5 separate regions of the Homo sapiens genome follow, and regions 2, 3, 4 and 5 are each linked to region 1. A link is a contact called in ENCODE Hi-C or POLR2A ChIA-PET data. All regions are on one chromosome and are shown on one strand. The core of a region is the stretch at or near the end of the contact, and the rest is flanking DNA. Distances in the headings are between cores, read along the strand shown.

Region 1 (5,293 bases), core at 1,099-3,598:
TAAGATCTAGTATTTCATAGCACAACAGGGTGACTATAGTCAACAATAATTTATAGTACATTTAAAAATAACAAAGAGTATAATTGGAATGTTCATAACATAAAGAAATGATAAATGCTTGAGGTGATGGATACCCCATTTACCCTGTTGTAATTATTATGCATTGTATGCCTGTATCAAAATATCTCACATACCCCATAAATATATATAACTACTATGTACCCATAAAAATTAAAAATTAAAGATGGCAACAGCAGAGGATTAAACCACAGGCAGGAGCATTCTAGCCATGCGGCCTGTGCTGCCACGAAGGCTGCGTACCTAGAAGCCACCCGTGAGTGGGGTCCCCAAAAGCTTTGAATCTGAACTGAGGGGTGTATTACCTGGGGGGTCAGTGGGGGTCCACTTGTGGACTCGAGCTCATTTCAGAAATCAGTGTGGCATAGCGAGAAGCTGCCACCATCAAAGTTGTGGGCTCAGCTTGGCAAGGGGGACCTCCAGGGAGGCCATGTACAATTTGTCTGGATGAGTTTGTGCAGGTAACCGAAACAAAAAAAATTTTAAACCCAGGAAAATGATCAGGTATTTAAAATGTTTCCACTAGTGGGGCTCCTGGTAGCTGGGAGAGCTCTTGTTTATGAACCATAAAGTCATCTTGTCTCTGCAGGCCCAGGAACTAACTTACTTTGCATGAGAGAAGGGATGAGGTATTCGGGATGGGGAGTTTGGGATGAAGGGAAAGGTTAGAATGTTGATGCAAAGGGAGCTTTCAGAAGACGGAGGCAGGGGACATGGAGGGTGGGGGTGGGGAGAGATATGTCTAGGGGGCTTTTCTTTTTCTTTTTCTTTTTTTTTTTTTTTTTTTTTTTTTTGAGACGGAGTCTTGCTCTGTCGCCAGGCTGGAGTGCAGTGGCACGATCTCTGCTCACTGCAACCTCTGCCTCTCAGGTTCAAGCAATACTCCTGCCTCAGCCTCCTGAGTAGCTGGGACTACAGGCACACGCCACCACACCCAGCTAATTTTTGTACTTTTAGTAGAGATGGGGTTCCACCATGTTGGCCAGGATAGTCTTGATTTCTTGACCTTGCCATCCACCCGCCTCAGCCTCCCAAAGTGCTGAGATTACAGGCATGTGCCATTGTGCCTGGCCTCTAGAGGGTTTTTCTAAGGGACGTTCTGTGTGATGTGAACAGGGAGGCCTGTGGACCTCCCTACCCCACCCTCCCAGCCTGCCCTACCACCTCCTCCATCTCTGCCCTGGCACATTTTCCTTTAAAAAAAATTTTTTTTTTTTCAGAAATCTTTACGGAGTAAGCTTCCTTTGGGGGAACAAAGAAAAATATTTAGTCCATGGTGAGAGAAGAGAATTGTGGGGTGATGGGGTGAGGGTTAGTATATCATAACCTTGTTAAAATGGAGGTTACACCCCTGCAGAGCTCACTGGAATGAGGCAGGTAGTTTATGTAGCCTCAGAAAAATCACAAGACTTGCTTTATATTTTCATTTAGTCCCTTCACTTGGAAAAATCATGAAGGGAAAAAGGAAGGCTGGTAGTCACAGCCTGGTTGGAGGTGACTTCAGTCACTGGGGACAGAGGAGGGTATATGAGACCGATGGCAGTTTAGTTCTGGGGGTGAGGTGGGAAGTTGGGGAGGTAGAATTAAAGCCACAGGCTCCTACCTGGCTGACAGCAGATAAGACCCTGAGAGTACGCAGGCTAAAGCCATGCCACTTACGCTCCTCTTGCCTGTCTAGCTTTGGGCTTTTATCACAACCAGATTCAAAATTACTGCCCTATTCCATTCCCTCTGGATCCTGGATACTTTGATGATAGGCATAACTTTATTGCTAGACAATAAACACTCATATTAATGACATTTTACATTTAGAAAGTGCTATCTCTAGGTCACTGTAGTTGGTAGGTTGCGAGGGTGTATGGTTGTGGTCAAATTCACCTGTGGTTGAGTGGGCTGAGGCCAAACTGTGTGTCATGGCAGCTGGCAATATGGGGAAGGGAAACTGGGCATCTTTTGTTTACCGAGCACGCAGAAGTTTTTCTTTGTTCTAAGTACAGGTTCTGCAGATGAAATGCCTCAAGATACAATGTGTTCCCCTTAAAAGCCCAGAGAAAATGTCCACTGATACTGTCCAGTTTCTATAAACCACACTGGTACAAAAGAAAAGGGAGCACTGTGGCTGATGTTTGGCATTCTTGTGCAGGATGAGGAGAGGCATTTTCCATTACCTGGTTCACCAATGAGACATATCGCCACCCTTTCATACTCTTTCAGAGTGCAACCTTTGCTGGCCTCAGCTCAGGGGAGATTCCCAGGCAAAGTCCACTGGCCCATGACAAAGCAAAAAGCATTCACTTCTAGCTGGTGGTTTCAACTTCAGTCCTCAGGTGTACAATCAATTCAAGCATACCATCTTCTAAAGCAGTGGCTTGAAATCTACCCTATGTGACATAGTATCTGCTTATGGAACAGCTACTCATACTCATTAAAGCAGCCAAAAATATTAATATTATAAAGTCCTAAAATGCCATTTTGTAGAGGGTTTTTTGTTTGTTTGTTTGTTTGTTTGTTTGTTTTTGAGATGGAGTCTCACTCTGTCACCCAGGTTGGAGTGCAGGGGCTCAATCTCGGCTCACTGCAACCTCCGCCTCTCAGGTTCAAGCAATTCTCCTGCCTCAGCCTCCCGAGTAGCTGGGATTACAGGAGCCCGCCACGACACTCAGCTAATTTTTTACATTTTTGGTAGAGACAGGGTTTCGCCACATTGGCTAGGCTGCTCTCGAACTCCTGACCTCAAGTGATCCACCTGCCGCAGCCTCCCACAGTGCTGGGATTACAGGCGTGAGCCACCACACCCGGCCAAGTTTGTTTTTGTTTTTGTTTTCTTTTTTGAGATGGAGTCTTGCTCTGTCACCCAGGCTGGAGTGCAGTGGTGCAATCTTGGCTCACTGCAACCTCCACCTCCCGGGTTCAAGTGATTCTCCTGCCTCAGCCTCCCGAGTAGCTGGAACTACAGGTGTGCACCACCACACCTGGCTAATTTTTGTATTTTTAGTAGAGACAGGGTTTCACCAAGTTAGCCAGGATGGTCTCTATCTCCTGACCTCGTGATCTGCCCACCCTGGCCTCCCAAAGTGCTGGGATTACAAGCGTGAGCCACTGCACCCAGCCTCCATCCTTTACCACTTATCTCCCCATTCCAGACCACCACTCCTCCCTCACCCCCCATCAAGAGAAAGTCTGCAGGAGGCCAGTGGTCTCATTCCATTGTTTAAAGGGCTGAGTGAAATCATCCACCGGGGATTCCATCCATCAAATCAAATGTTATGGATTTGGTTTGTTTGGTAGATGAAAAAGCCTAAATTGGCTGTCTCCCAGTTCATTCTACATACCACTGTGTGAAAGCTAAGACCAAGGGCCCTCCCAAGAAACAACAGAAAATGGATAATTCTGTGAAATAAGAAGCCAGCAGTTCTCAGCACTTCCCACCAGGCCCTGGTCAAAGTCCAGCATGTCTGCTGGTCCATAGTCTCTAAAAGTGGAGAGCAAAGGAGCAGCCACTGCAGCCAGGTTGGTTCATTCATTCATTGCAACAAACATTTACTGAGTGCCTGCAATGTGCCAGGCCCCGTCCTGGGCCCCGTGGCTACAGCCATGATCAAGATTGTTGATGTGGAGGCAGAATGTTCAGGACACCATTGGCCAGGCACGGTAGCTCACATCTGTAATCCCAGCACTTTGGGAGGCCAAGGTGGGTGTATCACCTGAGGTCAGGAGTTCAAGACCAGCCTGGCCAACATGGTGAAACCCCGTCTCTACTAAAAATACAAAAATTAGCTGGGCAAGGTGGCACACACCTGTAGTCCTAGCTACTTGGGAGGCTGAAGCAGGAGTATCACCTGAACCTGGGAGGCAGAGGTTGCAATGAGCCGAAATTGTACCATTGCACTGTAGCCTGGGTGACAGAGCAAGACTCCATCTCAAAAAAAAGAAAAAAGAATGTTCAGGACACCCATAAATCATGCCATGTAGATACAGAGTCAACCCTGGAAATACATACGGTCACAGAACCTTCTGACAAGGACACTGTCACTGACTATCTCTGCTTTCCATGCTCGATCCCACAGCCATCCCCACAAGTGAATATTGCCAAGGGCAGAGAACTCTCTGCTTCTGAAGTAAGCTATTCTACTTTCCACCCAACCTAGTTTTGTCCCCTAGAGCTTCAAAGAGCCTCTGTGCCCCTTCTGCTCCATAATCACCCTTCCAATATTAGAATGCAGCTGCCATGTTTCTGTTATCCTTCTTCACAAAGAATATTGGGGACCAGGGCATGGGAGCATGGTCCAGATTGAGTCCAAGCTAAAGTTCATAGCCAGGTGTGGTGGCTCATGCCTGTAATCCCAGCACTTTCAGAGGCCGAGGCAGACAGATCACCTGAGGTCAGGAGTTCGAGACCAGCCTGGCCAACATGGTGAAACCCTGTCTCTACTAAAAATACAAAAAATTAGCCCCGTGTGACGGCACGTGCCTATAATCCCAGTTACTTGGGAGGCTGAGGCACAAGAATTGCTTGAACCTGGGAGATGGAGGCTGCAGTGAGCCAAGATCATGCCACTGCACTCCAGCCTGGGTGACAGAGCAAGACTCTGTCTTAAAATAAATAAATAAATAAATAAATAAATAAATACAAAATAAAGTTCAGAAATGCCTGGGCTTTTCTGGAAACTGCTGGGGCAGGCCCACCAGAAGTTTGAATGAGAGCCTGAGCATCCTGTAAGGAATGAACTTATCCAGAGAGAAGATGGCAACTGGGGTGACCACCTTGACTCACGTACCAAGCCTTGATCATCAGAGAAAGGGACAAACCTGAGCAGAACTCAGGGCACAAAACAGATTTTAAAAATGCATGTATATATGGGACAAAAGTGAAACACAATGTTAATTCTTTTTCTGGGAGGTGAGGTTATGAGTAATTTTAATGTTTTCTTATATTTTTAACATTTTCTACAATTAAAATATAAAACATAAATTGACTAAAACTTTATTTTTTGAGACAGTGTCTCATTCTGTCGCCCCAGGGTGGAGTGCTGTGGTATGACCATAGCTCACTGCAGCCTTGAGTTCTTGGGCTCAAGATCATTGGCGATCCTCCCACCTCGACCTCCCAAAGTGTTGGACTTATAGGCATGAGCCACTACACCTGGCCTGAAACTATTTTTCTTCCTCTTATTATTTTTTTGAGATGGAGTGTTGCTCTTTTTGCCCAGGCTGG
Region 2 (5,304 bases), core at 1,673-4,172, 180 kb after region 1:
CCATGAGAAAGGCATTTTCATTGCAAATTATTTTAAAATTTTGGTGAGGTTTTGATAGATTGGATTGACCTTGGTTTCCATGCCACTGCTCAGTGAGTATAAAGAAGTGTAAATGCACTATGGCTCCTCCAGAAGCCCAGAGTAATGATATCAGACGTCATGTGTGCTGGCTGGCACAGCCATGTAAACACTGTGGTCCTAGGACATTGCTTTTGGGGAGTTGATGTAACTCAATGTGTAGTCAGTAAAACAAAGAAAGGAAGGGTTTGTGTGTCTGCCCAGCCCACAGCCATGTTGGGAACATTTAGGAAGCACAAGATCGTGGTTTGTGGGCTCTGCCTCTGTTGTTACTGATGCAGCCGTGAGATGAGGAGCAGGAGTGCCCCGGTGAGCCTCTTAGGGTTCGGGCTGAGTGGCATTTCTAGGCCATAAGATGGAAATTGGAAGGATGGTTTAGATCAGCGCCCTTCTGAGCCTGTTCCACAGAGTGTTCCACTTTCTAGGGACATTTTAGGAGCTACCTGGAGGTGATGGGGGCCAAGGGGACCCTCCTCAACCCCCTACTTTTTTTTTTTTTTTACCAGTACAGTTCTGCTTTCATCTGTTTCCTATGCAGAACTGGGGTTGTTTGTCAGATTCTGTAAACAGTGTTTCATGCTCAAAAAGAAAGTTTGCAAACCACAGGTTCAGAGGACTGACTTCTAATAAAAACAAACAGAGAGAAACCTCTTTAGCCAGGCAACTAATGATTACATTTCTGGGATCTGCATCGATCAATCCACAGACATTTGGAAGCAGCCAAAAGCAAAGCACTAAACAAATAGATGTTTCTGTGTGACCACTATGTCATCAAGAAACTCGTAGTCAATATACACAGAAGACGCAGACTGTGACCTCTAAGTAGCAAGGAGACAGGAGGCCAGTTCTAGTCATATGTGCAGGTGATTCTGCCAGATTGTGGTGTTCTAAGTAAGCACCAGCAAGTCCTGGAGTCGAGGTTACTGAGAATCATGTGATAAAAAATATCATTTATGGAGAGCTTTCCATTTGTTGATCACTGTTTCTAGGATGCATTGCTCATCCTACAAAATGTAGGTTCTATTATTATCCCTGTTTCATGCATGGGGAAGCTGAGTCTTGAGGTTGAGTGGTTTGCCCAAGGATAAAGTAGTGGGGGTGGGGATAGGCCCTCTTGGCTAGAGCCGATGCCCTTGCATACACTGCTGCCGTGTCCCTCTCATGGTTTTAGTGAGTGGAGTGCCTCAGAACGGCTACTTTGAAAAGTGTCTTTCCTGCCAGAGATGCGGCTTTATGATCAATCCACTCAAAAATTGCCCCATATAAAGTTGAAATTTAATGTTGCATGTAAATGATCTTTATCGTAGAAAAGAGAATATAGAGAAAATAAGCCAGCAGTATAATCTTAACAATGTGTGCAAAAACTACGCAGACATGTACAGCCCTGAAAGTGTGCGTTTGTGCTTGGGTTTAATGGCTCACAGACGGTCACTCCAGAGTTTTTAGTGGTACCGTAGAAATTAGAACTCAGTAAGTAACATGACCAAGGTATAGGAGAGCAACTTTTGCACAGGTTTTAAGTTTTAAAGTTTGGGTATTTTTCTCAGATTGTATCTTAGTTTCTTCATTTCAGCCTCTGTATCATGGCCTTAGCTAAAGACTGAGAAGTAAGGATGAGTCTTTTTGAGGGTCTGCCCTTGACTGACTTCATACCCTTCCAAATGTATATGAACCAGTGTCTTATTCTTTATTCTGGCCAATAAGATTGTTCAGGCGAGTGTCTTAGATTCTGCAGAAAGTTATCTTCGGTCAGTTGACTCTGTTGGAACAAAGTAGGTCTCCTAAAGAGTGAATTTAACAGGCACTTAGGTTTGTTTTGATAGGTGCATTTGGAAAAGCTGGGACTGCTTGAGAAACTATTTCACAGCACATCCAGGTGGCTCGAATGATCGGCCTCCACGCATCACACCAAGTCTTTTTAAACAAGATGAACGCTGTAGTGAGTTCGTCTCATGGAGCAAGTGAGGCCCTCAGGGAGAAACATGAACTTATGTGGGTGCTTGGGAAGTATTGAATAATAACTCTTTCAAGCCATGAGGTCCCCATTTGCCTAGCAGACATTTATGAACAGTACCTTGGTGGCTTAAAAATGTTCATTTTCTTTCCCAAGTGCCTAACTCTCTTCCTGAAAGTAGTGTTTTCATTGAAGGCTTGGACCATGCTGGATCTTCACAGAGAAATCCTACTCTTGATTCTATAGCAGACAATGGTGACTTTGCTGAGATAGAGCCTTCGGTGTTGCCTCCTGATGGGGAATGTGTTGGGTAAGGGGGACATGAAGAAGTGGCTAAGTATCAGCCATCTAATACCCTGCAGATCGTATTGGAGCTGGACGTGAAGAAGCGCTCTCTGCGTGGTTTTGGACCAAATGGCTGTGAAAGTGTATGATCCGCCTCACAGTGACAAGCAGCTTGTCAGTGGTTTCCAAAACATCTGTCTCAAAGTGGCGGTTGAAATTCCTACAAGGGAGTGTTTCCATTCATTGTCCATGAGAAATGAGAGAGAGTGGGAGTGAGTGATGCACGATCCAGAGGAAATGCGTGCACTCTCCACTTGGGATTACAATGCAGATGAATTCCATATTTTGGTTAGGGAATTTTTTCTTTTAAAAAAAGAAAAGACAAGAAAGAAAAGCTTGTCGCTGTCCTGGTTACTGAAAAGCAGACTAAAATGGAGTTAAATGCAGGCTGGAACGTTCATTTCAGCTGGATTTTTTTTTCTGTTTTGGGGTGTGTGTGTGTATACGTGTGTGTGTGTGTGTGTAAGAAGATGGCCTGGGACTTCCTGGCACACTTTTCTGCCTTTGGCCCCAGTTTCCCACCAAGGTGGCCTGACCTTGCTGATGAGTCACTTTAAAACTGCTGCGGTCAGCAAGCTGTGGCTCCGTCACTGCATCCGCACAGATCAGCTACTTGAAGATTCAGACAACTGCTACATATACATCCTATTAACAAAAATCACAACAGAGGTTTTCCCAGCTAAAGTTTTACTGTAAAAATGGTAGCCCTATAAGAAAGCCACTATTAGTTTTCATTTAGAGATTTTTTTTTATGTCTACCCCTGTCCCCTACTATGTCAATTCAGGAGTGCTGAAGCCGATTTGCTTTTGTATATTGTGTTCAAAATGTGCTACCTGTAATGATGCAAAACCAAAGACCTGAGCTCTGCTTTACCCTCTGAGGTGTCGTGCAATAGATATTTATTGCAGACCTGCTCTGTGTGCCAGATGCCTGTGCAAGGATGCAGTGTTGCCTGTGGGAGAGACACATGATCCCCTCTTGGAGTTTACTGTCTACAGCAGCTGGGGTGTTGAAGTTCTCACAGGTTGGGGGCTTCAAGTAAGAGGACAAACTATATCTGGAAGACAGCCACGTGGGAAGCTGCCATAACAAGGGACTCTGAATGGGCAGGTCAAGCCATTGCTGTCCTGGCACTGGTGGGTGGTCAGTGATTGTCCTCAGCACTCCCTCAGTGCCCTTCACTAGAGCCAGGGAAGAGTGCTTGCCAGCCTGCCCCTCTCACCTGGGCATATCTGCCACTGGAGGTAGATTGACTTCCACCATTCTGAGTCTCTGCTATCTCCACCTGGAATTGCAAGAGACAATCAAAGGCAAAGTCAGACTCTCCCCTCCACCTCCCGTCCCAAGTCATCTTCTCTGCCTTTAGTTCACGTGCAGCAATGGCATGATGTCTTGCTCTAATCTTCCTATTTTGTCCTTGTCACTATACACACATCTCACCTGTCTCCCTTAGTCCTCCAGCTGTGTGTTCCTGAAGGTGACTTGACTTGCTGAGGAAAGGGTCGCTCTTCAGCCTCACCTTGGTCCCCTGTATCCTGGGGATTTCTGGGACCTGCAGCCCTAGTGGGGCTGCCCTGGGCTTTGCTGGCTCCTGACCTCATCCCTGCAGCCAGAAGGCCAGGCCTGGGGTCTGAGGATTCTCTCAGGGACAAGGCTGAGGGCTTGGCTCTCCTACTGTGCCGCACTCTCTCAGAGGGGCAGTGAGGGAGAATGGCCAGGTGGAGGCCCACCTGGAGCCCAGAGAGCTCTGTGGATGCATGCTGTGCCCCTGCTTGTAGGGACAGAGCCCCAGGGAGATTCCCACTGAAGCAGCCTCGTTGTCTGGGGTGATACCTGAAGTTCGTTGTCTCACTGAGGAAATCAAGGACGTGGACACACAAGGAATGAGGTTAGGAGGAGAAATTTAAAAGGCAGAAGAAAGAGAATGGCTGTCTCTGTTGCAGAGAGAGGGGTCCCAAACAGGTTGCCGATCTGCGGTGAAATGCAAAGGGTTTTATAGATGCCGGGTGAGGAGGTGGTGTCTGGTTTACATAGGGCACAAAAGATTGGTTGGACCAGGTGTGCCATTTGCATAGGGTGCAAATTTCTGGTAGCCCCCCACCATCTTTTATTATGCAGGTAGGTTCTCTGCCTGGCCTGCACCATGCTGCCTATTCCTTTAACACAGCTGCTGGCATTCCCCCATGCAAGCTTCCAGCTTGCCTGTCTTTGCTTGCAGCTCGATTTTTCAGGCTGCTCTTTGTTAGGAAAAAATAATTTCTTGGGCTGCGTTTTGTTAAAAGAGGACTCTTTTACCCTCACTATCTGCCTAAGTAATTTCTTTCTACCTTCCATATCACCATTGGCACTTAAGGAGCATTCACTGAGTGTGAGGCCCTGTAGGGGATGTGAAGGTGAGTCCTGAGGATTTGGACCTCAGGGTGCATGTGCACTGTCTAGTAAGGGAGCAAAGGTGTCCTCTGAAGTCCACCAGGCTGTAGAGAGTACCTATACCATCAAAGTGGCCCAGATAGAGACCAGACCCCTTTCAGTGGGAGAAGCAGTCTGAAAGGCAAGGCTTCCCTGGAAGAGGTGGCCTTGAGCTGTCTCTTGAAGGGCAGGCGAGAGGTGTGCATGTGGAGATGAGGGTGGAAGAGGTGGCATGAGCACGGCGTGGAGGTGGGCTTCAGCAGGAAATCCATTTGGCTGGAACTGCCCAGATCAGGGGGAAGGCTCAGCTCTGTCAGAGCCTCCCAGCCCCCGGGATGCAAGCAGAGCAGCAGAGCTGGAGAAGCCCACTAGGGTGATTCCTGGAAGTCCCAGGAAGCCATTTACAAGCAGCCTTTGCTTGTGGATTCGACAAAGGGGACAAAGGGACAAGGGCGCTTGGATGTGGCAGCTCTGTAAGAGTGGGCTTCTTTGATTGGCCTACTGGTGTGGTCACAGC
Region 3 (4,856 bases), core at 2,130-4,629, 140 kb after region 1:
GATTTAGTAATTAGGGACTGTTTGGCTTTCTAGAATCAAACAAAGACTATTATAAAATGTCAAGTTTTTTTACCTTCAACTTTTGCACTGTGTTTTCAAGTAAAACATTCTGCTAACTTGTAAGTTTGTCCCTTTTCTCTTTCTTGTGTCTTGGTTCTTATCCCAGGGGAACACTTAGGAAAAATTATAGAATCCCTACCCAAACAGTGTAGTGAAGGAACTGTTCATGATTTGTAGGGCTCTGGCTATGAACTGACTGCTGTGTGCCAGTTTAAGCTTATAGCCACTATTACTTTATTACAGGATTTTGATTAATTTGTTAGATGGTGGCTGTGTGTCAGCTGCTTGTTTTTAGAGCTTTCACCTGGGTGAATAATAGCTTCTATCTATTATGTATGTGCTAGAAACTTGATTTAACCCTTACAGATACATTAGACAGCGTATATTACAGATACAGTGAATAGCTAATAGTTAATTAATGTGTCCAAGGCCACACAGTTAGCTGACATCCTGCCCAAGTTGAGTCGGAGGATGTCTATACAAAGCTATGCTGCCTCTCCCCCTAAAAATAGGGGAACAGAGTTAACATGCTACATAGGGCCGAATGTCTTTAAGCCTCTCTTCTTGTCTAGTGTTACAGAAATAGCCATTGTTTTAGAGAAGCAGGATTGCATAAAGGCTAAGAGCCAGGATAACTGTCTGGCCCCCATACTTAACTAGCTCTGAAACCTTGGGCAAGCTCCTTAACCTTTTTCTATCTTGGTTTCTCTGTCAGTGCATAAAATAGTACCTGGGCTGGTGAGGCTTAAATGAGTTCCTATCTACGAGTTATTGGAAGAGTGTTCATAACAAGCAGTATGCAAGAGTTTGCTATTTTTGTGTGTGTTACCTTGAAGACGAATAGGAATGAGATATCCTCTCCATCCCCCCTCCTTCTTGCCTCATCAAGCAGGGTTCCCTGGGTCAGCTTGTGGATAGGTTTCAGAGTAGGGAAGGACTGGGGACAGTCATGCCGTCTGGTTTGTGAGTGAGGCCTTCATAGACAATTGGTCCAGCCTTGCTCCTCTAGGCTGTGTATGGAGCTCTCAGGTTCTTCCACACACACTTGGTCCTTCCAGTCTCTGGTCTGGTTACTTCTCAGGTTGCCTCTTCTCCCAAAGAGTGTATCCTTGACCACTACCAGATGTACTATAAATACATCATTGCTTGTTCAAATATTGATTTAGTACGCTCACCTGTTACCCATATGTTTCAACTAGCATGGTCACAATGGTATATCATAAACCATGACCTTCTGGAGACAGGGACCAGGTCTGTGAGGACCTTATGGAGCATTTTTTAAAAGAGCTTTTTGTCATGAAAATGATACTGTTTTTGGAGTGTGAAGGGAGAGGTGCTCGGGAGAGACAGCTGGGGCCTTTAAGTCCCCAGGCTGTCTTCCTCAATCGAAAACAAGAGGTGGAAAGATGTCACCAGGGATCTCAGGACCTTGCACTCTTGACTTTAGCTCTTCTTTTCCTTAATTCCAGGAACCTAGATGTCTTACTTGAGGGCTGTGAAATCTTTCTCCTGATTCCCATGGGGATGAGAAGTGAATCAGGAGTGTCTGATGCAGATACTGTGTCTGCTCCCCGGGAAAAGCACTCACTGTGAGCAGCAGCTGGCATCTCCTTTCGCCCCCCGTGAATGTCAGCACCCGGTAGTGTCCTGGAACTGCTGTGTAGTGACTGCTTCCAACCAGACACCGGGGACAGAGATTATGCGCGAGTTGCCAAAACCAGGCATGGGAGCACCTGTTGGCTTTTGTTTTTAATTGTGATAAAATACACATAACATAAAATGTACATTTCAAGCATACAGTTCATAGTATTGAATGTTTTCACACTGTTGTGCAACCATCACCACCAGCTCCAGAACTCTTTTATCTTGCAAAACTGAAACTCTGTACCCAAGAAACAATAACTCCTCATTCTGAATAATTTTTAAAATTCAGAAAGAGTAATCTGGATGGCCAGGAGTAATTCAGCTGATTGTGTGTGTGTGTGTGTGTATCTGAATTTTTCACTAAGTTGAAGAGTAATGTGTGTGTGTGTGTGTGTGTGTGTGTATCTGAATTTTTCACTAAGTTGAAGAGTAATGTGTGTGTGTGTGTGTGTGTGTGTGTATCTGAATTTTTCACTAAGTTGAAGAGTAATGTGTGTGTGTGTGTGTGTATCTGAATTTTTCACTAAGTTGAAGAGTAATCAGGCAGAACTTAATGTAGATGAAAGTGGAAGTGAAGAAAGCAAAAGATGCTCAAGAAGGGCCAGTCTCGTACATAATTGTGAAACTTTGGTGGAGAGAGAAGGAAAAAGCACCCTGCTTCCCGCACTGGGCAGAGAATTTATGCAGTTTGCACTGAGAAGTAGAAACCACACAGGAGACAAACCCAAATTAGCTCTTACTTTTTGTTACTCTTAGAGCGTCTTCTAGAGGAAAGAATTCCCTCAGTAGAATTTGCTGTGGATCTGCAGAGGCTACCTCTGAAATCTGAGGCATCCATCCCGCACTCCTTTGAGAGAGGTGCTCTCTGTCCTTCCTGAGCGTTTGGGAGAGAATGCCTTGCCGTGTCTGAGTACTTCTGAAGTCTTCCAGAATTTCCTGGCTGGAGTTCTGTTGCCACGCATTTGACTTCTCTTTGACCCCTCATTGTAGGTCCATGTTGCTTGTTAAAGGACTATTGTACTGCCTGTTAATTGAAGACTGTGCTCTTGAGCACTGGGAAAAGACCATCAAATGAAAATGAGTTGAAGGGAACCACGTCTTTCAGACACTCTCCAGATGGAGCAGATAGTGCCCACTTCCCAGCCCTCCTGCGCCAGCTCTGTCTCTAGGAATCAGTTCTCAGACCTGTCAACCACATGTTCATGCCAGTTGTGTGTGCCCAGAAAGAACAATAAGAAAACCTGGTGATTATATGTGCTGCCCTTTATTTTTCTCCTATCCGTGTTCTACATGTGCCTTGTGTTTGCTCTTGCTGCCTCAACTAGTAAGCTTCCTTTCTGTTTCTGCAGCCCCCATGGCACAAGGTCTCCTGGCTTCTCCTCCCCTCCTTTCCCTTGTACCAGAGTTGGTTTTAACAAAGCTAAGTGTTCCACAAGAATGTCTTATTTAATAATTGTCAGAAAGAAAGTGTTCCATAAAGGCAGGAGGGTAGACGCGACAATGTCAAGGATTACAGGACACAAAGGATCACAAACATTTTCTCAGAGTTGGCCTCGGGATTTGCTTTGAATTTTATGTTGTCATCCTCTCTTCCTACCCCCACTTTCTGCCTTGCTTTTCCCAGATGATTTCATTGAAAAGCAATGGCAAATTATGACTCGTCTTTTCTCCTAGAGTCTTACCAGATAGTTTATTCTCAGAGGTAAACATTTTAGTAAGCCTTTTGTTTAGTGACTCATTAATTTGATGAGGAAAATGTCCTAATAAAGATAAAGAAACTAAACGGTTTCAAAAGCTGCAAAGGGAAAAATGTTGCAGGGCACTTGAGGTCAACTGCTTCCCCCGTTCTTTGAATTTCATTTGTTGTTTGGTCATGGGAACAAACATTGGTCATTAGGGGGTTAGGCCCTCGTCTTCATTTTTTTCTGTAAACTTACATGTACACACCAAGTCATTAGCGTTTTACTTCCTGGGAGTTTCTTTCTGTATAGATAGGGACTAAGCCTGAGGAGATTTTACAAAAGTAGGAAGTCAGATTTCCCTCTTCCACCACAAATTAGTGCATTCATTTTGTCACTAGGTTAAATATTTGGCTAACTTTTTATGGCAAAAAAATAGAAATATTTGGCTCAGAAATATTTGTCTAATTTTTACTGGTAAACAGTTTGATTTTCTCAGAAATGTCACAAACCCCCAGGTATAAAGGGTCAAAGATCCCTAAATAGAATCGGAGGCCTTTGAGAGACTAGGAAACATTCTTAGCTATAAACCAGTGGTAACAAAAAACATGATCTGCATTATCCATTTAGAGAACATCTTCTAGAGACGTATTATGACTTTACGCTGTTCTACATTATTTTGGTAAGACTAAATGTTCCAGCATGGATGATACAACTATTTCTAGGTTTCGTATGACTGTTTAGTGAAATATAAATGTATTCTGGGTAAAAGGCCCTTCGTAGCATGAGTACATTGACTTTTATTAAATCCAAGAGTAACATCATAGATGTTTCAAAAAATAAATTGTCCAACAATTTTACACTTAAATTTTAAGAGAGAATTGTATGCCTCTGTGATTCTTCTCAGGAGGAAGACCCAGTTCTAAACTGGAAAAAAAAATTGAATAACATCCCACCACACTATCTTTGGTACAAACTTTACTTATAGTATTTATTAGTTGTTAAAAAAATATGTGAAATCAGAAGGAAAAATGATTTCAATATAGTTAGAAAAAATGAAGAGGCAAGGTAAAGTGACTTTAAAGTTCTAGGTACAGTATAAAGACCTTGATTTCATTTTGCTTATGTTTGTATCTGCTCTCTTGCCAGATACTTGTCAAGGCGGAAAGATAATGACCTGAAAGTAGCTTTTCATTACAACATACCTCTAACACTGTTGCCCGTTTGTTGTTGTTGTTGTTGTTGTTGTTCCTGGCTAGGTCTTCCTGGACCAAAAGGGATGAAAAAGAGCTATCATGAGGAACGAGCTCTAGTAGAGCCATGTGTGTGAAAGTGTGGGTGTTTGTATAATGATGCAAGAGCATTTCGTAGCAGGCAAGTTTCATAATGATATAAATATATTTTAGTTATATGGATATCTAATTACATAGACTAATGAAATGCCGTTTACAAGAGGTGGTCTTACATGTGACA
Region 4 (4,831 bases), core at 1,418-3,917, 150 kb after region 1:
GAAGCTATTTCACTTTAAAAAGTTAAGAAGACTGTTGGTATCTATATAACAAATCTGCCTATGTACCCCTGAACCTAAAGTAAAAGTTAAGAAACAAACAAACAAAAAAAGATTGTCAGAAGATTTTAAATTCATCTGGCTCCAGTGGGAGCCTAGAATGACAAAGAATTGAAAAGTCAAAGAAAAGGTTATTAGTGGAATGTCAAACCACAGTGAACATAGTTCTTGGTGACTTGTTGAATTTCCAGTGTCCCTGGGGCCTTCTCTTCTCCTGCAAATTGTATCCAGTTCAGACGCCTACAGCATAGTGGCAAACCAGTTTCCCTCCCTCCACTGCCCTTAAAGAGACACAGCTCATGGTTCATGAGCACCTGTGGGGAGGACTTGTTTTTTTAGGAATGGGAGAAATTTAAGGCTGATAAAGGTGCTCAGCGGACAGGAGAGCAAAAGGTAAAATTGGGAGACTTACCTTTACGTATTTATTTACTTTTTCGTGGGTAATTTATGAAGACTCTAATTTCTTTCATTCATTCTTTTTTGAGTAAAAATTTATCTTTTTTTTTTTTTTGAGATGGAGTCTCGCTCTGTTGCCCAGGCTGGAGTGCAGTGGCGCGATCTCGGCTCACTGCAAGCTCCGCCTCCCGGGCTCACGCCATTCTCCTGCCTCAGCCTCCGGAGTAGCTGGGACTACAGGCACCCACCACCACGCCCGGAGAATTTTTTGTTTTTTTAGTGGAGACGGGGTTTCACCGTGTTAGCCAGGATGGTCTCGATATCCTGACCTCGTGATCCACCCGCCTCGGCCTCCCAAAGTGCTGGGATTACAGGCGTGAGCCACTGCGCCCGGCCAGATTTATCTTACATATTTTGGCTGGGCACAGTGGCTCATCCCTGTAAGATTGCACCAGGCCACTGCGCTCCAGCATAGGTGACAGAGCAAGACCCTGTCTCCAAAAAGAAAGTTTTACAAATTTAAATTAGAAGATTAAATGACCTCTGCGACTCTACTTCTTGAAATTGTCCAGTCTGTGCAGGATGAAGACTTTTCCAGAGACCTAGAAACTAAATTACACTATCTTCCCTTTGTTTTTCTTCTCTTTGTCTTTTGTAGTGTGTGTGTTATTTTCCTGGTCAGGGAAAAATAAAGGAGAGAACTCTTAAGCTATAACATTTTGTTTTAGTGCTGTTTTCTTTGCTTGTTCCATTTTAAAAAGACACATTCATTAAAATAAAACCTATGTTTTTAGTTATTTCTCTCTTTTGACATTTTGTGGAGTTAGTTTTGCCATGTGGGTTTTTCTTTTTTTCTTTTTTTGAGATGGAGTCTCGCTCTGTCACCAGGCTGGAGTGCAGTGGCGCAATCTTGGCTCACTGCAACCTCCGCCTCCCAGGTTCAAGTGATTCTCCTGCCTCAGCCTCCCGAGTAGCTGGGACTACAGGTGCGTGCCACCACGCCCGGCTAATTTTTTTGTATTTTTAGTAGAGACGGGGTTTCACCATATTAGCCAGGATGGTCTCGATCTCCTGACCTTGTGATCCACGCACCTCGGCCTCCCAAAGTGCTGGGATTACATGGGAGGGCCACTGTGCCTGGCCCTCCATGTGGTGGTTTTCAAGGTGTTTGTTTATTTACAGCAAAACCCTTTCTTTCAAATGAAATCTTGTGTTTAACCCTAATATAGGAAACAGATCAAGAGCTGCTGCCCTGTGGGGGTTGCCTGCAGCCTCCTTCTTGCCACGTGGTCCCTGAGGCACAGCTGAGCAGCCTGTTTTATAATCCACTGGCAAGAACACAGGATTAGGAAGCAGTGTCTGTTTAGCGGTCCCTAGCTCTGCCACCAAGACCTTTGGTCACTTTACGTCTCTCGATTCTTTTATGAAATGATGACTTTGGGCCAGAGTCTCTCTGAGGTCCTTCCTGCTCTGACAGCCAGCAGTTCTGAGTCACACAGAGAGACTGAGGTGGTGAGGTGTTTGGTGACGCTCAGCAAGAACAGGTCTGGAGAGAGGAAGAATCACCCTGCTTTAGCATGAATAGCCTTCACTTCATGTAAGCGAAAGCTCAGGAACCAAAACATGCATCAGCAGAATTGCCTCTGAGGACAGTGTTTTCTGAAGGTTTCAGCGAGCCATCTGCAACCTGTTAGCACAGAAAAATCTTGTGGGGAAAAGGACTTCAATCAATTGTAGGTGGTTGTTTACCACTGATTGTTGAATTTGCTGATCAGCAGTGGTTTGGTTAAAACCGTTTTCCCTTACTAGACAAAATTATGTCCCATCACTTTTTTGTTGTTCTTAGTTGGGAAATGCATCTGAGACATAGTTCAAGAATCTGCAGCCAATTAACACATTTGGTTAGAGAATGGAGATGGTGAGGCCAGGGTCAGGGTTCAGTTGGTATGTGGGCCAGTTAGCTGAGCTGGGCCCTCTGGCCAGACTGTACTTTTAACCCCAACCAACTGGCTCTCACATGTGTGCCATGGGTCACAGGGAAGGGTTAGAGGGCATGGAAGGATATCCCAGCTCAGCCTCTCCTCCTGGGGCCAAGCTGGGCCTTTGCCCTGCTGCTGGAGGGCTGGGCCTGGTGTACAGAGGGCACCCTCCCCACGTCTTTAACAGCTAAAGGGAAATGTGAAATACTCCCCACGGACCAGTATCTTCACGCCCACTGTTAGTGGGCCTCTTCAGTCTGAAGACAAAACTTCCTCCTCTAAGTTAGAACAGACATTATGTAAATAATGCTTCATAGTTCTCATCGTGAGCGTACTCTCCTCCTCTTTGGGAATTGGGAGAAGAGCTGGCATTAAAAGAGAAATTTTCTTCTGTTTTGGGTATTTGCTTCTATTGGATTTAGTTACAATTTGTTTCCTATAAAATATAGGAAACACAAGTAGTTTGAAGTAAACGATCTTAGTTAGGCACTTTTGATGAGACAAGTGTTCATTCCTATTATACAAAATTCAAACATTACAGAATTCTAAAACTTACACACTTCTTAATCTATGCACAAACCTACCCCCATGGTAGCCATCAAGATAATCTTGAATCAATTTAAAAATGGACATAAAAATTAGAATTTTAAAACTTGTGATTTATTTTTCCCCCAGAATTATTTGGGTCCAGGGCAATGGCTTCCAAAGTGTTTGTTTCAACAGTGAGTGCTTTCTTCAAAATTTTAAGTCAAATTCTAACATGGGGGGAAAAAAGATGAAAGCAGAGACAGGCTGTGCAGGAGCTCTGCTCACTTCCTCCTCTGCCTAACCAGTGAAACTTACAGGTCCCTCTGTTGAGAGACCCCCTCTGCAGAGATACCTCCAACATGCCCTTCCCTGCTGTTTCAGCGGTTGAGTGTGTTGGCCTCAACTTCCCTGACCAACTCTTCTAAGTGGGGCAGCTGTAGTGACGCTTGTTTCCCTGCCATTCACTTGGGGTGGTTATTTTTAGCTAAGCTATAGTTAGTTGCAAACTTAAAAGCTAACCACCTAAGCCAACCAGTATTTTTTCCTATCTTAAAATTGGACCTTTACATTTAAGTCATCCTTTCAGTTTAGCTCAAATGCCACATTTGTCACTACTTTTTAGTCTGTGCCAAGAAGTTTTTCTCCTCATGGATTGGGTTTAAGGCTGTCACGATAGTGCTTGCACCCACCATGGTAGACAATTCTGTTCATGGATCTTGTAGAAATGAGTTTTTTCCTTGTACTCCCCGTTCCAGGAAATTGAGTTCCTGCCTGTTTTCTCTTCCCCACTAGATAATGAGAAGCAATGCAGTGTTATTTCACACTGTAGGTCTTGGGTGCCCAAGCCTTTTTGGGACCCAAGCTGCACAGCAGGACCAGGCGAGCGAGCATTACGGCCTGAGCTCCACCTTCTGTCAGCTCAGCAGCAGCATTAGATTCTCATAGGAGCACAAACCCTATTGTGAACCGTGCGTGCGAGGAATCTAAGTTGTATGCTCCTTATGAGAATCTAATGCCTGATGATCTAAGGTGGAACAGTTTCATCCCGAAACCATCTCTCCCTTACCCATTGCCCACAGAAAAATTGTATTCCAGGAAACAGGTCCCTGGTGGCAAAAAGGTTGGGGACTGCTGCTGTAGATAATGCAGGATTATCTATTAAACTCCGTATCTGTTAAATAGTATATCTGTTAAACTCTGAACAACTCTTGAGTAACTCCTAGCCCTAAAAAAGAAAAACACAGCCTGGTGTAAATGTTCAATTTTTAGGTCCATGCTGTACCCAAATACTTGTCATTTGGCACTGAAAGTGGTCTTTCACAGTCTTACAATGTCCTCATATATTTAGTTAGTATATATATATGTGTGTGTATATATATATATGTGTGTGTATATATATATATACACACATATATATACACATATATATACACATGTATATACACATACATATATATACACATACATACATATATATATATGTATATAAAATGTACTTTGTAGAATTATTTGGCTAAGCTTTGAAGAGATAGCTCAGATATTTCACATGCCCTAACTCTTTTAATACATACATACCTCTGAGGTAGATGCTATTTTTTCTTTTTACTGTATAGTAGCCAGCTCTTTCCTTAATTACTTCACATGCTTTTCTGGGGGTAATCTCACTCTTTCATATGACTTCAGTCATAGGAAACTTCATAGGTGACTTCAGTCACCTCCTATATGTTTGCAGTTTTCCAAACTATATTGCCTGTGCTACTGGAATCCCCCCTACCTGGTTGCCCAGCTAGGTACTTCAAACCTTAAAAGCTTCAACAGAGCAAAATGTCCTCCCTATCTCGTCTGATCTCCTTTCCCCCCAGCATTTGGTC
Region 5 (5,000 bases), core at 1,874-4,373, 160 kb before region 1:
TGGTGCTGATGACTAGCATACATAAAAATAGCTAATATTATTTAGCACTGCTTCTATGCCAGGCACAATATTAAGGTGGGTATTTTGTTATCCTCATTTCTCAAATAAGGAAACTTAGGCTCAGAGATTGAGTACTTGCCCAAACCCACAGTGCTTAGCTCCTCTCAGTTCCCTGCATTTCAGTGAAATTAGACATGGGGCAGTAGGGGTGATAGGGGAAAGTGATGATGGTCATAAAACACCTAGACCTATACCTTTTTGTTTATACCTAGTCATCATTTAGCTCAAGTTTTCCTTAACTTCTGGCAGCAGAGTATACCTAATAGTATAACTAGTCTTTAATTAAGAAGCAGCCTTGACACAGACACCCTAGTCTCTAATGTGCGATTGCATAAGGCCTCCTGCTCCCTGTGCCTGGGCTCTCATCTCTCTGGTGGTCACTTGGCTGGCTCTGTCCTGTCCTTATGGTTTCAGCTCCTCCACAAAGCCCAGTCATTGCCTCCCATGAATGGAGAGATCTTATCTCTTTTTCTCACTCACTCCGTGAGGGACAGGACCTTGTCCATCCTGTTTGCTGCCCTTTTTCCAGATCTGGAGTGGTCCCTGGAACATGGCAGCACTCAAGAAAGATGTGTTAAAGGAATAAGTGAGTTCTTTCTTCCAGGCCAAGACTGATGCTTCTTGAAATGCTCCCAATCAACCCTCTTAGACTCCAACATAACTGACCAGGGACCAGATTAGACAAACAATTCTGATATTTGAGGGTTTGATTTACTTAAATTCTCACTGGGGTCCAAGAGCACCCCTTGCCAGCTCCTATAGTTTAAGCAGCAGTATGTAGAATAGCCAATGAAAAGTCAAGGTCACAGAGTAGCTGGACAAAGGCTTAGAAAAAACAATGCAGTGACCTAAGTTAATGTTTAGTGCCTTTAACCTCTATTTTCGGTGAGTGGCCTTTTCCCTAATTATTTGTTCCTCCAAATCATTGAGCCCTTCTGTGTGGTAGGTCCTGTGCTAGGTCTTGGAAATAAAAACATTAAGAAACTTTTTGCTCTTGAGAAGCAGAGTTCATGGGGAAGACAAAGCCATGAACAACTGATTAACAATAGACAGAGCTAAGTATAGTAGAAAATGTGCACATAAAATGTAGCAGAAATACAGAGCAGAGATGAAGACCATCTAGGGCACTAAGTGGCAGGTTCACAGAAGATATGATCTTTAACCCGTGGCACTTTAGGCAAGGGAGCCAACATGTGCAAAGGCAAAATTAGCATGAAAGGGCATGACATATTCTAACAACAGGGAGAAGTTAGTTCTACGTGACTGAAGCTCAGGGCACTTTTTATGGGGGAGGACAGGAGTTGATACCCAAAAAGGAGGTTGGGGGCAGATATGAAGGATTCTATATGTGGGCCTGAAGTTGGAACTTTTTCCCTGATTGGAAAGCAATCAGGTCTTTAAACATGCATGTGGCCTGATTGATTTTGGGTTTTACAAACACCTCTGGTGGGAACTTGAAGCGGTATATAAATTAGCCCAGGAGCCCAGACAGAGGAGTGCCTGACCTAAAGCAATGGGCTGCAGAAGGGGGGATGATTGGAAAGCTGTTTTAAAGGTAGACTTGGCAGAATCAAATGCACATTCTGTCAGAAATGATTCAATGTAGTGCAACAGGGAAAGAGTAGCCAAGCGTGGTGGCACACACTTGTAGTCCCAGCTACTTGGGAGGCTGAAGTGGGAGGATTGATTGAGCCCAGGAGATCGAGGCTGCAGTGAGCTGTGATCCTGCCACTGCACTCCATCCTGGTTGGAGGAGTGAGACTTTGTCTCAAAAAAAAAAAAAAAAAGATAAGATTTGAGAATATCAGAATGTAATTTGAATATCTAGGTAGATAATGTCTCCAAAATCTTTTAGCAGGAGAAGATTGAATTTACCGAATCCTTTAGATGTGTACTAAGACATATATTAGCACTCCAGTTTGCCTCTCAGTAATTTAAAAAAAAATCCAAAGAATCAACCATCAACAAGCAGATACTTTTCTGGGACAAAGAGGCTTCTCCATTTTTGAAACGATGTTGCCTACTCATCTGTTAGTCACCCTTGCATCAGGGCCGTGTTCAAAGAGATGTCCAGGCTTGGTATGAGGCTGCTAGAGCCTTCCTTGCTTTTCCTTTTGTGATCTTTGAGTCAGGTTGGGAAGGATGACTAGGGTAAGCCCCAGCTGAAGCATGCACAGGGATGTTGGGGTAGAGATGATGTTTCAGGGCAGCCCTCCACGGCCAAGCCACACATTAAATTGTTTGGGGAGTAGTTCTAAAAATTAATGCTGTTGTCATGGTTTCATTTTGATTTTTATCAGCTGGATATGGATGAGGCTTCATTGTCATATACTTAATGTTTTTGCTTAGATCTTTGGCAAACCAATATTTTTCCATGACTTTTTGACAGTTATTTTTGTTCAATAGTGAATAATAAAGTGAGATTTACGGTCTGTATATGATAATGTTTGTCTTACTTTGACATTTCTTTTCTAGACAGTAAAGGCCTTATAATTAGATTTTCCCTGTGCCAAAACATTGCTGCAAAACCATCTCCCTGAAAAAACGTTTCTTTGCTTCTTTTAGGAGCTGGCGTCATCTTATTTTGATTTGGAATTTTTTTCATATGTCAGTCAGGAAATGAAACAAAAATTTCTCTTGAATATGAATTCTTAACAAGAAAGAAATTAACTTTTGCCGAAAAATAAAACTAGAAGGGAAAATGAGAAGAAACGTCTTTGAAATGCTGATGGTTCCATTGTCTTTTTAAATTCTAATTTATGTCAAACTTCAGTGAGCAATATAGGAAACTCCCTTTTCCACCTTGTTGCAAAAGAGCTTATTTTATTCTTGTTGCTACTCCTACCAGTTTTATGTTGAATTCTTTGAAATACCCAGGAGACTGAACTAGAACTTATGGACCGCACCCTATTTCTCATATAGTTAACCAACTAATGTCCTAACTCAGTGGATTCTGCCCCATTGCTGATAAGTGGCAACCATCGGCCAGGTGCCATCTGTGGGGGTACAAGGACAGGCGAAGCTGAACTGCCCTTCTGCTGAGGCCACATCTGCAGTTGGCGCTATGCCAGGAGAGCCTTGGAGAAGTTGCACATGTGTCCATTGACAGTGCTTTCTCTTTGGAGTGCTCTTAAAAAGAATAACTGTTGATAGAATCGCTTATTGCTAATGGCAAAACATCACAGAGAACTAATTGCAAAAACAGTCACACTTACTACATCCGTGGCCTCCCCTAATGATATGTGGAAACACCTTCCCTTTCCTACAGTAGCAAAAGTGGCCAAATTCTCTGTACAACCCGGAGAATTTTCCTATCTGAGTCATAACTGAAGAGCTGCTCCTAGAATCAGATTCCAGATCCAGCCACCCTTGTCCCCATCATCTCCACTCTTATTTCCACCACCATCTTCATCCAATACTTTCCGTTGAGCACTAACAAATATGTGCAACTGAAGGACACTACATAATACCTCAGAGAAGTGTATCTATTTAAAACAGAGACAACAGGCTTCTTCTAAAGTATTGAGCCAGCATCACTTACAGCAATCCAGACAACAGAGTGAAATAATCGTTCTGTCTCAGCCTTTCTTGATATCACGGGAAGAGTGTAGGTATTTCTTTCCAGTGTATTTTTGTATCACATGAATAGCACCTTCTTCTAAGTTTCGATACATTGGTTATGAGTGATTGCTACTCTGTGCAGTATCATGAACATGGAGGAATTTCTTCTTTCTACTGATGGTGACCTTTTGTTGTTTTGAATATACGGGTCTGCTCAGCTTCAATATGAAATGGAATGTGTATTTCAACAACTGGCCTGAGTGAATGTTTGGGCCTTGAGTTTTTGTCAAGAAGTGATGTGGGGAGGTTTGAAGAAAGATTCTTGTAAGTCTGTGATGTCAAATGATGAGATTGTCTGTCACCGACCCATGTGTTGAAGAATTGTTTCCTCACCTGATCTAACTCAAGACTCTTCTCTACTCCCTTTCGAGAAGCACAGAAAAGAACTGAGAACTGGTGTGTTAAGGGCGCCACCAAAAGTTTCCTTGGCAGTAGAGCCTTGAATTTCTTCCCCAACAGCAGCTAAGCCTTCTCTAAAAGGAATTACCATTACCTTGAAATAACTTCCTATGTACACTCATAGGAAGAGTGTACACTTTGCTGAGGTTGACCGTACTTGTGGTTTTCATCAGGAAGTGAAAGTTTATGTGGCCTACATGTGTGAGCCCACTCTATACTAGGGATAGCAGGAGTGTGGTGCTCTAGGGGCAGAGGCCTGGGGTGTCACACAGACCTTGTTGGAATCCTAGCATTGCCATCTATTCACTGTTTGGCTTTTTCAAACTTCCTTTTAAAAAACGTGACAAAATGGTTATAATACTAAACTATTTGGGTTGTTGTAAATTTTAAGAACAACAGCAGTTACTACCATGTATTGAGCACTTAGGTTGTGTCAGGTACCCTGCCAAGAAAAGATCATAAGCAATGTCACTTCATTTCCATCATAATACATGAAGTAGTGCTATGGTTTGGATGTGGTTTGTTTCCACCAAAGCTCATGTGGAAGTCTAATTGCCACTGCATCTTGGGAGGTGGGGCCCAGTAGGAAGTGTTTGGGTCATGGGGGCGGGTTCCTCATGAATAGATCAATGCTGTCTCCCAGGATCGAGTTCTCAATCTCAAGGGAATGGATTAGTCGCCATGAGAGTGGGTTGTTATAAAGTGAGGCTCTTCCTGCTCTTTGGTCCCTCTTTACCTGCACCTGCCTCTCCTTCCACTTCTCTGCCATGTTATGATGCAGCACAAAAGCCCTCACCAGCAACTGATGCCAGTGCCTAGCGCTTGGACTTATCAGTCATCAGAATTGTGAGCCAAATAAACCTGTTTTCTTTATAAATTACCTAGTCTCAGTATTCTGTTATAGCAACACAAAATGGACT

Evidence for each region. A loop is a pair of places that touch in the nucleus more often than their neighbours do. ChIA-PET counts read pairs that join two places held with the same protein, here RNA polymerase II (POLR2A). Pooled maps may share reads with other maps.
Region 2: a loop to region 1 is called in a pooled map, with 4 times the contacts of the local background. The contact joins two enhancer-like sites. A Hi-C loop is called at or near these places in 7 of 37 single-sample maps with no recorded cell type and 3 of 50 pooled maps. POLR2A ChIA-PET finds 5 or more read pairs at or near these places in 5 of 52 experiments (GM12878, OCI-LY7, PC-3 and 2 more).
Region 3: a loop to region 1 is called in a map with no recorded cell type, with 5 times the contacts of the local background. The contact joins two enhancer-like sites. A Hi-C loop is called at or near these places in 1 of 168 maps with a recorded cell type or tissue (PC-3), 2 of 37 single-sample maps with no recorded cell type and 4 of 50 pooled maps. POLR2A ChIA-PET finds 5 or more read pairs at or near these places in 2 of 52 experiments (GM12878 and WTC11).
Region 4: a map with no recorded cell type shows a loop between it and region 1 (5-fold over the local background). The contact joins two enhancer-like sites. A Hi-C loop is called at or near these places in 13 of 37 single-sample maps with no recorded cell type and 4 of 50 pooled maps. POLR2A ChIA-PET finds 5 or more read pairs at or near these places in 1 of 52 experiments (WTC11).
Region 5: a loop to region 1 is called in a map with no recorded cell type, with 6 times the contacts of the local background. The contact joins two enhancer-like sites. A Hi-C loop is called at or near these places in 1 of 168 maps with a recorded cell type or tissue (OCI-LY7), 28 of 37 single-sample maps with no recorded cell type and 5 of 50 pooled maps. POLR2A ChIA-PET finds 5 or more read pairs at or near these places in 1 of 52 experiments (GM12878).

The regions. Positions count from the first base shown.
Region 1 is chr5:78,724,951-78,730,243 of GRCh38, reverse strand. The region is part of intron 3 of LOC124900191 (a long non-coding RNA gene); the gene reads left to right. Among named protein-coding and RNA genes, the nearest start is that of LHFPL2, 79 kb to the right of the region's middle. RefSeq lists enhancers at 2,089-2,198, 2,164-2,458. Within about 2 kb of position 2,348, at least 4 of the 41 ENCODE cell types and tissues checked have a DNase peak (open chromatin) inside an H3K27ac peak, as active enhancers do; they include GM12878 and OCI-LY7, where a contact is called at or near this core.
Region 2 is chr5:78,542,290-78,547,593 of GRCh38, reverse strand. All of the region lies in intron 3 of LHFPL2 (LHFPL tetraspan subfamily member 2), which reads left to right. Among named protein-coding and RNA genes, the nearest start is that of LHFPL2, 100 kb to the left of the region's middle. RefSeq lists enhancers at 443-602, 3,311-4,128, 4,129-4,948. Within about 2 kb of position 2,922, at least 2 of the 41 ENCODE cell types and tissues checked have a DNase peak (open chromatin) inside an H3K27ac peak, as active enhancers do.
Region 3 is chr5:78,589,979-78,594,834 of GRCh38, reverse strand. The region is part of intron 2 of LHFPL2 (LHFPL tetraspan subfamily member 2); the gene reads left to right. Among named protein-coding and RNA genes, the nearest start is that of LHFPL2, 56 kb to the left of the region's middle. Within about 2 kb of position 3,379, at least 7 of the 41 ENCODE cell types and tissues checked have a DNase peak (open chromatin) inside an H3K27ac peak, as active enhancers do; they include GM12878, where a contact is called at or near this core.
Region 4 is chr5:78,572,032-78,576,862 of GRCh38, reverse strand. All of the region lies in intron 2 of LHFPL2 (LHFPL tetraspan subfamily member 2), which reads left to right. Among named protein-coding and RNA genes, the nearest start is that of LHFPL2, 74 kb to the left of the region's middle. RefSeq lists an enhancer at 3,381-3,430. Within about 2 kb of position 2,667, at least 8 of the 41 ENCODE cell types and tissues checked have a DNase peak (open chromatin) inside an H3K27ac peak, as active enhancers do.
Region 5 is chr5:78,887,099-78,892,098 of GRCh38, reverse strand. The region is part of intron 4 of ARSB (arylsulfatase B); the gene reads left to right. Among named protein-coding and RNA genes, the nearest start is that of ARSB, 96 kb to the left of the region's middle. RefSeq lists an enhancer at 4,489-4,538. Within about 2 kb of position 3,123, at least 6 of the 41 ENCODE cell types and tissues checked have a DNase peak (open chromatin) inside an H3K27ac peak, as active enhancers do; they include OCI-LY7, where a contact is called at or near this core.